4 separate regions of the Homo sapiens genome follow, and all the other regions are linked to region 2. Evidence: chromatin contacts called from ENCODE Hi-C data. All regions are on one chromosome and are shown on one strand. The core of a region is the stretch at or near the end of the contact, and the rest is flanking DNA. Distances in the headings are between cores, read along the strand shown. Region 1 holds the start of SUCLG1 (succinate-CoA ligase GDP/ADP-forming subunit alpha). Region 2 holds the start of MRPL19 (mitochondrial ribosomal protein L19). Region 3 holds the start of C1D (C1D nuclear receptor corepressor). Region 4 holds the start of ETAA1 (ETAA1 activator of ATR kinase).

What was found. A loop is a pair of places that touch in the nucleus more often than their neighbours do. Pooled maps may share reads with other maps.
Region 1: a loop to region 2 is called in a pooled map, with 6 times the contacts of the local background. The contact joins the promoter of SUCLG1 here to the promoter of MRPL19 in region 2. A Hi-C loop is called at or near these places in 3 of 50 pooled maps.
Region 3: a loop to region 2 is called in a pooled map, with 26 times the contacts of the local background. The contact joins the promoter of C1D here to the promoter of MRPL19 in region 2. A Hi-C loop is called at or near these places in 3 of 50 pooled maps.
Region 4: a pooled map shows a loop between it and region 2 (8-fold over the local background). The contact joins the promoter of ETAA1 here to the promoter of MRPL19 in region 2. A Hi-C loop is called at or near these places in 4 of 50 pooled maps.

What each region holds. Positions count from the first base shown.
Region 1 is chr2:84,457,942-84,460,716 of GRCh38, forward strand. SUCLG1 (succinate-CoA ligase GDP/ADP-forming subunit alpha) reads right to left here and starts at 1,339. Exons shown (of 9, transcript NM_003849.4): 1 at 1,232-1,339. The coding sequence starts at 1,328. It also overlaps a transcript of DNAH6 not described here. RefSeq lists an enhancer at 1,376-1,515 and a silencer at 1,696-1,885.
Region 2 is chr2:75,645,486-75,648,365 of GRCh38, forward strand. It overlaps MRPL19 (mitochondrial ribosomal protein L19), which reads left to right and starts at 1,298. Exons shown (of 6, transcript NM_014763.4): 1 at 1,298-1,425; 2 at 1,617-1,734. The coding sequence starts at 1,323. RefSeq lists enhancers at 1,098-1,392, 1,228-1,527.
Region 3 is chr2:68,061,654-68,064,466 of GRCh38, forward strand. It overlaps C1D (C1D nuclear receptor corepressor), which reads right to left and starts at 1,351. Exons shown (of 5, transcript NM_173177.3): 1 at 1,305-1,351. RefSeq lists enhancers at 919-2,118, 1,040-1,449, 1,202-1,702.
Region 4 is chr2:67,395,968-67,398,728 of GRCh38, forward strand. ETAA1 (ETAA1 activator of ATR kinase) reads left to right here and starts at 1,366. Exons shown (of 6, transcript NM_019002.4): 1 at 1,366-1,704. The coding sequence starts at 1,482.

The DNA.
Region 1 (2,775 bases), core at 89-2,588, 8.8 Mb after region 2:
GTGTTAGCTATTGAGTGCACACTCATCAATGTACACTTTCAGAATGTAATCTTCTCAAGAAAGGAATTAAGTCTCATAAAATATTCAGTACAAGCAGAATTAAGAGCAAAGCGGAAAAAGAAAACTAACTTTGAGTGTTTGTTACATACGAGATGCTTTATATAAATTGCTCCACTTATTCTGCAGTGAACCCAGATCATCCTGTACATCATCATTGCTAAAATGCACATTTTTTTTCACTTTTTAAAAAACCAGGATACATGTGACAACCACTGGTGTGTCACAGTTTTAATAAGCAATCGTTCTTCATTGTTAGTGGTAAACAAAATAATGGTCCACCTTACAAGTGATGGTGCTTCAGGCCCCTTAAAATGTGTTAATATTTTCATGTGATTGGAAACACTGAAAAACAGATTAAGTGTCCAGGGTTATTACACAGACTGAAAAGGGACTAGCCAGACTTCAAACCCTGATGTGGCTGATTCCAAAGTTTCTTTCTACTATAACCTACCTGACAAGCACAGAGACTTTGAATATGGCAAGAATTTTCCATAGTCAGCGTGTCTCAAAGACTAGCAACCTTGGGTACTAAGTTTTCGGGAACGGATGTGTCCACAAATCGCCTGGTGGAGACACTGCAAATAAGCTGGTTTAGGTCCCAGCCAACCATAAGCTTCTAGTAGTCTATGCGGCTATGCCGACCCCACTCCGTGTGCAGAAACCATCTTTCCCTGACATACAATCCTGCAGAGGGGGAATTCGAAGTGCAGGACCTTTCCGTACTAGGGACAGCCTCATCCCCCAACTTCCTACTGAGACACTCTTCCTCTACCTCTCAACCCAGACCCTTACCTTCCCCACCAAGTTCACCTTGGACCTCTTCATCCCCAACTCCAAATAAGGCCAGTCTAGACGCCACCCCCATCCTGTCATTTGTCACCGCGGGGCCGAGAGCAAGCTCCCAAATTTGCAGGGCTCCCGGACCCGAATCCTGGCTCAGCCACCCAATATCTCCATCTGCCAGCGGCCTAAGTCATGCCCCCCGCCCCACGTATCCAGCAAAGCTCCTTCCACCGTAGGGGTCCCCGACTCGAAGCCGGAATCCCAAGCGGCTCCCAGGCCCCCGCCGAGGTCCAGCCCTGAGGGCCCAGCCGCGGCCTGGGCCAGGAGGTTGGGTCCGGCGGGGCCAATAACCCGCGGGCGCCAGGAAGACAGTACTGGCTGGACTCACGGAGGAAGCTGCGCGACAGGAGACGGGCGGCGGCGAGGCCGCTGCTGCCGGAGACCATGGTAGCGATGTCAGCGGCAGCGGCAAGGGTTGCGGTCATACGCCAATGACACTCCCAGGCCCCCGGGGACCTCCCAGGGGCAGAGGCCGGAGGAGGCAGAGGGTGGCCACAGCAGTCGCCTGAACAAATTTCCCTTTACAGAGGATTCTTCACGAAACAGCGGGAATGGCAGGTGAAGACAAAGAGGCATCCTATCGGAGAGGCAGATAATAACTCGGCTCCTTCCTAGAAATGTGGGTTTGATTAACATTAATTATAACAGCAGCTGAGGGAAAACCCCACGCGAGACTGGCCAGCGCGTGGCATTGTGGGCAATGTAGTCTGACGGCCGCGACTGGTTCGTAGCTTTTGAGTGAGGCGGCGGGAAGGGAGCGAGGGAAGAGCGGCAGTGAGACCGGGGAGACAAGGGACTTGAAGACTAGGAGGGAAGAAACAGCGAGGTGAGGTGCGAAGAGCAGTGCCAGAACTTTGTATCCCAGGCCCATCTCCTTCCCCCTTCGTTTTCCTCGTTTGCTATTAGAGAGAATAATATTTCTCACCGCGTACCTGTGCCTGGACCCGGAAGGGTTGCCGCTGGGGACGGGAATTCGAACTGGCACTGGTGGCCTGTGAAGGGAAAGATGTGATGAGAAAGACCAAAACCTATCTTACTGACAGTTAACTTCTTGGAATGTGAATTTTTTTAGTTAAATAATCATGCAGTCTTTGACTAGCACTAAGTGCATGAGTGTTTATTCCCTGAGGATCCTAAGGGCTGAAATTCGAGGTCAAATGTGACTTTGCTCCCTGATTGGACAAACAGTTCCCTCTTCTGTAACAGCTTTAGAAGGAACCTCAGAGAGTCCCAGAGTCAAAAGGTAAACAAGAGATGAAGTAATCTGCGTCTCTGCCGAAAATCGTGCTCCTGAGATTCCTCATCAGAATTGTCAATAAAATTGCAATCCTAATTTACTTAGGTAGTCATTATAATTGGCACTGAGCTGTGGGATGGATGAGTGGGATTACCCCAGGAGATTGCCCAATACTTCCTTTATGATCCAAATATTGTCATTAACAGGTTGGACTTCACTGCAAATAAACTCCTCCCTCATGGATCATGTTCTTGTGATAACTAAATTCCTCAGAGTTAAATAGTATCAGTGGTTTCCAGATATATCCATTATAACAAAATGGACATTTTTATGGCAAATAAATAGAAAATCCCTTGCTATTTTAAATAGCAAAATTATTCCTGAGCTGTCGCTTGATAAGTTATATGTTTAGTTTCATTTAATTGATAAAATGCATGATGACAAAAAATATAATTTCAGTACACTTTTAATGAAAATTTGTATTTCCATGAAGACGGGGATTTTTGTTTGTTTTGTATCCTGGAGTATCCCCAGCACCTAGAACAATGCCTTACACAAATAACTCATCGTTGAATTGAATTGATATATATAGGAGAAATAGTAGTATATAGATTATTTTTTGGATCCACAGGCAA
Region 2 (2,880 bases), core at 48-2,547:
AGTGTTCAATCCTTATATAACCACTGCTGAAATAACAAATTCCAAATTTCTTTTTTTGTGTGTGTTTCTTTTTCTGTTTTTTTGAGACGGAGTTTCGCTCTTGTTGCAATGGCGCGATCTCGGCTCACTGCAACCTCTGTCTCCCAGGTTCAAGCGATTCTCCTGCCTTAGCCTCCCAAGTAGCTGGGATTACAGGAGCCTGCCACCACACCTGGATCATTTTTTTTATTTTTGGTAGAAACGGGGTTTCACTATGTTGGCCAGGCTAGTCTCAAACTCCTGACCTCAGGCGATCTGCCCGCCTCGGCCTCCCAAAATGCTGGGGTTAAAGGCGTGAGCCACTGCGCCCGGCTGTGTGTTTGTTTCTTAGAGATACGGTCTCACTATATTGCCCAGGCTGGTTTCCAACTCATGAGCTCAAGGGACCCTCCTGTCTCGGCCTCCCACAGTGCTGGGATTACAGGCATGCCTGGCCACGCCCAGTCATTTTCCAAATTTCTTAACAAGACTTACAATTTACCTTTTCCAGCTTTACTTCTCCCACCTATCCATACCCACAGTTGCCCAGCCCAAATTCATTTGGGTTCCTCAAAGGGTTAATGCTTTGTGTAGTCTCAAGGACTATGGGCCAGCAGTTCTGTCAGGAACTATTCTATTCTCTTTTCTGTGCATTCAGCAAAGAATTAGAAAAATTAGCTGGGCGTGATGGTGCGAGACTGTAGTCTTGGCTACTCGGGAGGCTGAGGTGAGAGGATCTCCTGACATCAGGAGTTGGAGGCTGCAGAGCCATGATCGCGCCACTGCACTCCAGCCTGGGTAACAGAGGAAGACCTTGTCTCAACAAAACAAAAGATGTTAGTGAGGGCCCAGGTAGGTGCTAGGTGCTGGGATAACATGGTGAGCAAAAAGAAGACTTTATCCCTTCCCTTGCCTCATTATAGTATAATGGCAGATTTAAATACTAATCTAATAATTACACAAGAAAGAATTGCAAATGAGATCAGAGCTGCCAATCGAAGGCACCCAGTGGGAAAGACGGCCTACAATGGGATTTTCGCATAGCGAAAGCTTGTCTGAGAAGATAGAGTGGATTCATAGGGGGAGGAAAAAGCTTTCTAGGCTGGGAGAACACCCCTGTGGAGGGGTGTAACTTGGCGCATTACGAGGAACTAGAGAAACGTGCACTTTTCCTAAGACATCAGGAAAGGAGCGAGGAGAGACTTATCCATTTTGTCCCATAGCAGCCGCCATATGGTGGCAGACAGCAACAACCTCGTCGCACTGATTACTGGGAGCTGTAGTCTTGACGTGAGCTAGCTGGCATGGCGGCCTGCATTGCAGCGGGGCACTGGGCTGCAATGGGCCTAGGCCGGAGTTTCCAAGCCGCCAGGACTCTGCTCCCCCCGCCGGCCTCTATCGCCTGCAGTAAGTGGAGCCGGACTTGCGAGCTGGGGCGCGTTAGGGGCCCAGGGTCAGGATGGGGGAGGCGAACCTGGAGATCAGAGGCAACCCCAGCGTTGGTCCCCCGTGGGACGCCGGGTTGGGGGAGATTGCGGGGCTCTGCGGGATCTCAGGGTTGGCACGAGAGTTCTGACCTCCGTCGTCCGCTCCCGCAGGGGTCCACGCGGGGCCTGTCCGGCAGCAGAGCACTGGGCCTTCCGAGCCCGGTGCGTTCCAACCGCCGCCGAAACCGGTCATCGTGGACAAGCACCGCCCCGTGGAACCGGAACGCAGGTGAGGCACTGCCCTGGCGCTAGGCCGGCAACTGGGGTCGGTGCGCGCGTGAGCGCGTTCGCGTTCGAGGTCCCGGCTCTAAGGTGGGGGCTGCACCTCCCCCTGCACGAGCAGGTGTGTAGGATTCAAGAGCCAGCGCACCACACTGTTCTTTCTTTCTCACTTCTCCCCAAGCCAGCATTGAACTTCTTTGCAGTTTTATTGAGTCAGAACTTCAAGTAGGGGTTCCCCATATTTTAAACTCTTTTCTCTGTGGTATTTGTCCTGTACCAGAGTTTTTCTCTGAGGTATATCCTGTTTATACCTGTTTACGTCCAAGAGCTCTTCTTTTCTCTCAAAAGACCCTTAACCCTGGATAGGAATCGATTGGCCAACTTAAAAAATTTGCTATGGTTTAGGTTGGAAGTTTTGGCAGACAAAGCACAGTAAAACTGGCCACTAAATTGTGTCTGAAACTTACTCATCAAAATAGTGTGAATAAAAACTTATATGAATGGTGGTAATCTTGGAGGTACATGTAAATTTAAAGGACTTAAGGTCTGAAAAGAGAGCTATGTAGCAACCTTTTTAAAAAGCCAGTTTTCAGAGGAAAAACCTGATATGATTATAGGCTTTTTGAAAGGGCTGTAGATTATTGATTGGATTACTTCTGGGATTTTTAATTTTTTTATTTTTTAAATTTTTTTTAGACAGAGTCTCTCTCAGTCTCCCAGGCTGGAGTGCAGTGGTGATTTTAGCTCACTGCAGCCTCAAATTTCTGGGCTCAAGTGATCCTCCCGCCTCAGGCTCCAGAGTAGCTGGAACTACTGGTACCACGCCTGGCTTTTTTTTTTCTTTTCTTTTTTTAACATTTAAAATATTCCACGGATTTAAATAGAAGTAAACTTGGAGTTAGAGAACTAAGAGATTCAGAAAATATTTCTTCATAAAACTTTGCTTTTGAGGGTAGAAATGGAATATCTCTTTTAAACAGTGGCATTTAATAGAATTCACTTAAATAGGAATGTAAATTATATGCTCTAGAGAACAATTTGACAGAATTTACTAAGTTTAAGTTGTGTATACCTTCTCACTCAGAAAGCACACAACTTAAACTCCTAACGTGTATGTACAAGGAGACAAGCACGAGAATGAATGTAACAGTAT
Region 3 (2,813 bases), core at 101-2,600, 7.6 Mb before region 2:
TCAGTTAGCACTCAATACATTAGATAGTATTTTACTAAAAGTGAAAATTACCAAATACTCTAATCCAATGTGAACTATTTAGAGCCATGCTTGAAGGGTCAACTTTGGAAACAGTAGCTGAGATAATACATATGAAGAGCCATTTGAAAAGGTAAAAGCAGTTAAGAAAAAAATTACATTACTTTTGAACTGTGATACATACAACACAGCTAACTGAAGGCAGCTGTAGTATCTTTTGACTGAGAATTTTATTTTGAAAAACCGTTATTCACACTTGTCACTATCTTTCAACAAAACAATGAGTTCTATCATTTCCACCAAACACAAACATTTCTCTGTACTTCAATAGGGCTAATCTGTTGTTTTTGAATCAAAAATACAGAGTTAAATAACTAAAAGTATAACTGGATTGTTTGTAACACAAAGGATAAGTGCCTGAAGGGATGGATACCCCATTTTCCATGTGATTCTTACATATTGCATGCCTGTATCAAAACATCTCGTGTACCCCATAAATATATACACCTATGTACCCACAAAATTTTTAAATTTAATTTTTTAAAAAATCACGGTTAAGTCTTGGTTCAGTCCACCATCAGACAGTCCTAATAGGTTAATAAGTGGATAGCAAACATCTCATTGCGACAAATACATCTTTATCAAGCCAAAACTGAACTGTAGTCAGCAAACATTGAGGACATTAAAGCTATTTTGAAACAAGTTTGAGTTACACTGAACTTATCCGGGTCATCAAGAAAAACTGCTCTCTTGGATTACCCACTACAGATTTCAGCTAAAGGTCGAAATTAGCCCACTATCTCAGATGAGCTAATACTGCAGCAGCAGGCAGTCTGTGAATGTGAATGATAAACGGAGCTAACACAGTAAAGTTACTCCCCTAGACGTTCCACTTTAGCCTCTCTCCCTAAGCAAGATTGAAAACAGCTGAAAATTGTGAAGACTTCAATGTTTTTTGATTTTTGTTTTTAATTTCTTCGTCTTCCAAGATTTGAGAAGGGGGTGGTTAACAAACGAAGAAAAAGAGAGAGACCGGAGCAAAAGAGAGAAATGAGGGGCCGGGGTAAGCCAAAGCCTGCAAGCAGCCCCAAAACAAGCGGAAGTGGGGGACCTGCCAACAATGCTGCCCCAACGAAGAGCTGTGAGAGACTGCATTCCTGGAAGGCTACGCAGCCAAACTCCGATTTTCTCAGTCTGCCCAGAGGATGACAGGGGAATCCCAGGAGAGGAAAAGCGGAGTTAAACAGGAGCAGGAGAAAAACTGAAACTACACCTTAGAAAAATACCTCACGGCCTTCGACTCCAGTCTCCCGGAAAGCGGTCGGGCAACGATGACGACAATGACGCGCCGGCTCTGCCCCCGCCACGAGCGGCGCTTCCCGATGATCTCACGCTGCTCGCCACGCCCCCTGCTCCTTAACTCTTCTCCAAAGGCAAATCTCATTTTGAGTAGCTCAGACCCATGTTGTGGGAGACGATTGCGGCGGCACTCGGAACTTTTGTCTACCTTTGTACCCGGCTAACACTCACCCCAAATACAGGTTGAGTGTATTTAACCAGGAAAAAAATCTTAGTTATCGAAACTTTGTTCGGGTTTTTACTTTCCCAGAAGCTTTTTTCAGGGCCCTCATTCTTTCTACCCTTTTATTGTCTGCCTCTAGATGAGCCTCTTAGAGCAGCTTCCCAGATTATCCGTGGGGAAGAACAGGTTCTTTATTAGATTATCCGTGGGGAAGAATGGGTTCTTTATTTTTCCAATCTGTCAGTAAAAGGTACTTCTATAAAATACAGTAAAAATGAATTAGTAGAAAAATGGGGAAAATATGTGCAAAATACAAGCCCAAATTTTTTATTAGTTTCAAATAAATGTAAAATTGCATTTCAATGTATGCAATCAGAACAAACATAATAGAAAATAAAGGCATTAACAGAAACTGTACATACTGTTCATTGAAAGTGTAGTATAAGCGATTGAGCATTGTCTTAACATTTGTAACTTGTCATTCCACGGCTGTAATTTGATAAAAAGTTATGCATGAAACAGTTGTCCGTATATTAAATGCATGTAAAAGCATTTTGAACAAGCACCATGTATGTAATATTTAAAGTTTTGGGGGAGGTTCCAAAGTGGCCGAATAGGAACAGCTCCAGTCTACAGCTCCCAGCATGAGCAACGCAGAAGATGGGTGATTTCTGCATTTCCAACTGAGGTACCGGGTTCATCTCACTGGGGCTTCTCAGACACTGGGTGCAGCCCACAGAGCAGGGCGAGGCATGACCTCACCCGGGAAGCACAAGGGATCAGGGAATTCCCTTTCTTAGCAAAGGGAAGCCATGATAGACGGTACCTGGAAAATTGGGACACTCCCATCCTAATACTGTGCTTTTCCAACGGTCTTAGCAAACGGCACACCAGAAGATTATATCCCGTGACTGGCTCAGAGGGTCCCACGCCCACGGAGCCTGGCTCACTGCTACCACAGCAGTCTGAGATCAAACTGCAAGGCAGCAGCGAGGCTGGGGGAGGGGCGTCTGCCATTGCTGAGGCTTAAGTAGATAAACAAAGTGGCCAGGAAGCTTGAACTGGGTGGAGCCCATCGCAGCTCAAGGAGGCCTGCCTGCCTCTGTAGACCCCACCTCTGGGGGCAAGGCATAGCTGAACAAAAGGCAGCAGAAAGTTCTGCAGACTTAAATGTCCGTCTGACAGCTTTGAAGAGAGTAGTGCTTCTCCCAGCACGGAGTTTGAGATCTGAGAACGGACAGACTGTCTCCTCAAGTGGGTCCCTGACCCCCGA
Region 4 (2,761 bases), core at 116-2,615, 8.2 Mb before region 2:
ACTGTCTTAATTACCATATAAGTCTTGATACCTGGTAGATATCAACCCTCATTATTCTTCGAGAGATCTTCAAGAGTTTATTGATATTTTTGGTCCCTTGCATTTTCATATAAATTTTAGAAAAAACTTACCATGTTACACACACACAGTCACACACTGGGCCTTCATATGTATTTATGTTGAATCTATAGGTCAGTTTGGAAATAGCTGACATTGTAACAATATTGAGTCTCACAACCCATGAACATAGTGTAACCATTTATTTAGGTCTTCGTTTTCTTTCAAAAAAAAAATTTTTTTTTTTTTTGAGACGGAGTCTTGCTCTGTTGCCCAGGCTGGAGTGCAGTGGCGCAATCTCGGCTCACTGCAACCTCCACCTCCCAGGTTCAAGCAATTCTCTGCCTCAGCTCCCAAGTAGCTGGGATTACAGGCACCCGCCACCACGCCTGGCTAATTTTTGTATGTATGTATGTATGTATGTATTTACTTATTTTACACGAAGTCCCCCTCTGTCGCCCAGGCTGGAATGCAGATGCGCGATCTCTGCTCACTGCAAGTGCAGTGGCGCAATCTCGGCTCATTGCAACCTCCGCCTCCCAGGTTCAAGCAATTCTCCTGCCTTGGCCTCCCCAGTAGCCGGGACTACAGGCACGCACCACCATGCCCGGCTAATTTTTTGTATTTTTAGTAGAGACGGGGTTTCACCATGCTGGTCAGGCTGGTCTTGAACTCCTGACCTCGTGATCCGCCTGCCTCGGCCTCCCAAAGTGCTGAGATTACAGGCTTGAGCCATGGCGCCCGGCCTCAAAAATGTTTTATAGTTCTCTTTGTAGGAAGGACAATCTTTAACTTATTCCTAGTTACTTGCTATCTCATGCACTATTATAAATAGTATCTCTTTAAAACTTCAATTTTATATCTGTTGCTAATCTATTGAAACACATTGATCTTTGAATATTGACTTTGTATCCAGCAACTCTTAAATTAATTTAGTAATTTTTTCTACTTTCTTTTGGATTTTTCTATGCACATAGCATCTATGAAAAATTAACTGTATTTCCTCTTCTTGAGAAATTCGAAGACTCTCAATAATCTGAATTTGACTAACGTGCAATTTTCGTTGTAAATTCAATAAAAAGTTGCTAGTGTATTCAATCTTTCCAACTCACAAGCTCCCACTCTCAGTTTACGCGGACCTGACTACTACCCGAACAACCCCCACCAGTCTGGAGGATTTTGAGCCTAGACACTCCTCCAGAGCAGGCTCCTGTCCCGGCTGCGGAAGTGCGCGCGCCCTCGGCACCTTAACAGTTCCGCCCCTCTCCCGGACCCAGCCAATCAGCGGCCGCCTCTTGCGCGCGCCCCACCGACCAAAATGGCGGCTGCCGTTGGTGCGGGGTGCGGTTTGTAGTGCTGTTGCCCTACTCATCCCTTTGCAAAATGTGAAAGAAGAAGCGGCTGGTGGAGGCGGGCCATAGGCAATGAGTCGGCGAAGGAAACATGATGACAGCCCTAGCCCGAAGAAAACGCCGCACAAAACAGTGGCGGCGGAGGAATGCGGCTCGGTGGTCGAGCCAGGGAGGAGGCGGCTGAGATCGGCCCGCGGTTCGTGGCCCTGCGGGGCTAGAGAGGGGCCTCCCGGGCCAGTGCGGCAGCGAGAGCAGCCTCCGACCGCCGCCCTGTGCAGTAAAAGTAACCCCGAGGGTGAGACGTCGGCAGCGCGGCCTGCCTTGGCTTCGGCGCCGCATCCCCACATCCCAGCTTGCAACAGGGAAATCTGGGGTGGGGGTGGAGTCTGGAGCGTGTATTCTGTCTCTGGGATTCACCCCTCGAGAGTCCAAAAATAATCCTATACCACTCCCCGATGGGCTTTTGTCCCCGAACTTCAGCACTACCCCGTTAGGTTTGACCATCCATTTGCCTCCGCCACAGGAATAGGTAATGTGGTTTACCTGTTTGCGGGAGGGCGGCTGCTTTCCAGGCTGCTCCTCCAGTCAGCAGCAGTGGTGGAGTGAGAAGAAACAGCTGATAGGCCCGCTAACCTCAGTTTTTGCCCGGAGAAGTTATTTCTCTTTAAACCCTTTTTTTCCCTGTGACCTGCTTTAGAGAAGAGTTCATAGGAAAAGTTAAAGTTTGTCTCAAAGCCTGGTAGATGTCTCACCTCATTGTGAATAAACCGGAAGTTCCTGTGTGTAACATCCCTCCAAATAAGATACTAAGGATCTCTTTCGTCTCGATTAGTTTTAGGTGTTACTTTTTAAAAGACTTCTAGTAAATCTTAGTTGGAACTGAAACTCATACAAAAGCCTTTATTCTGGAGCATGTTCTTGAAATAGTGCTTTTTTTTTTTTTTTTTTTTTTATACCTTACGTGTCTTTTTTCTTTTGGGAAAGAATCTCGCCCTGTCGCCCAGGCTGCAGTGCAGTAGCACAATCTCGGCTCACTGCAACCTCCGCCTCCCGGGTTCAAGCGATTCTCCTGCCTCAGCCTCCCAAGTAGCTGGGACTACAGGCGTGTGCCACCTCGCCCGGCTAATTTTTTGTATTTTTGGTAGAGACAGGGGTTTCACCGTGTTAGCCAGGATGGTCTCGATTTCCTGACCTCGTGATCCACCCGCCTCGGCCTCCCAAAGTGCTGGGATTACAGCCACCGCGCCCGGCCACCTTACATGTCTTTAATAATACTCCTATAAAGCAATTTGGGAATGAACAAAAATCTTTATAAAAATTTGAAAGTGATTCTAGACAAAAATTCCCAAGCA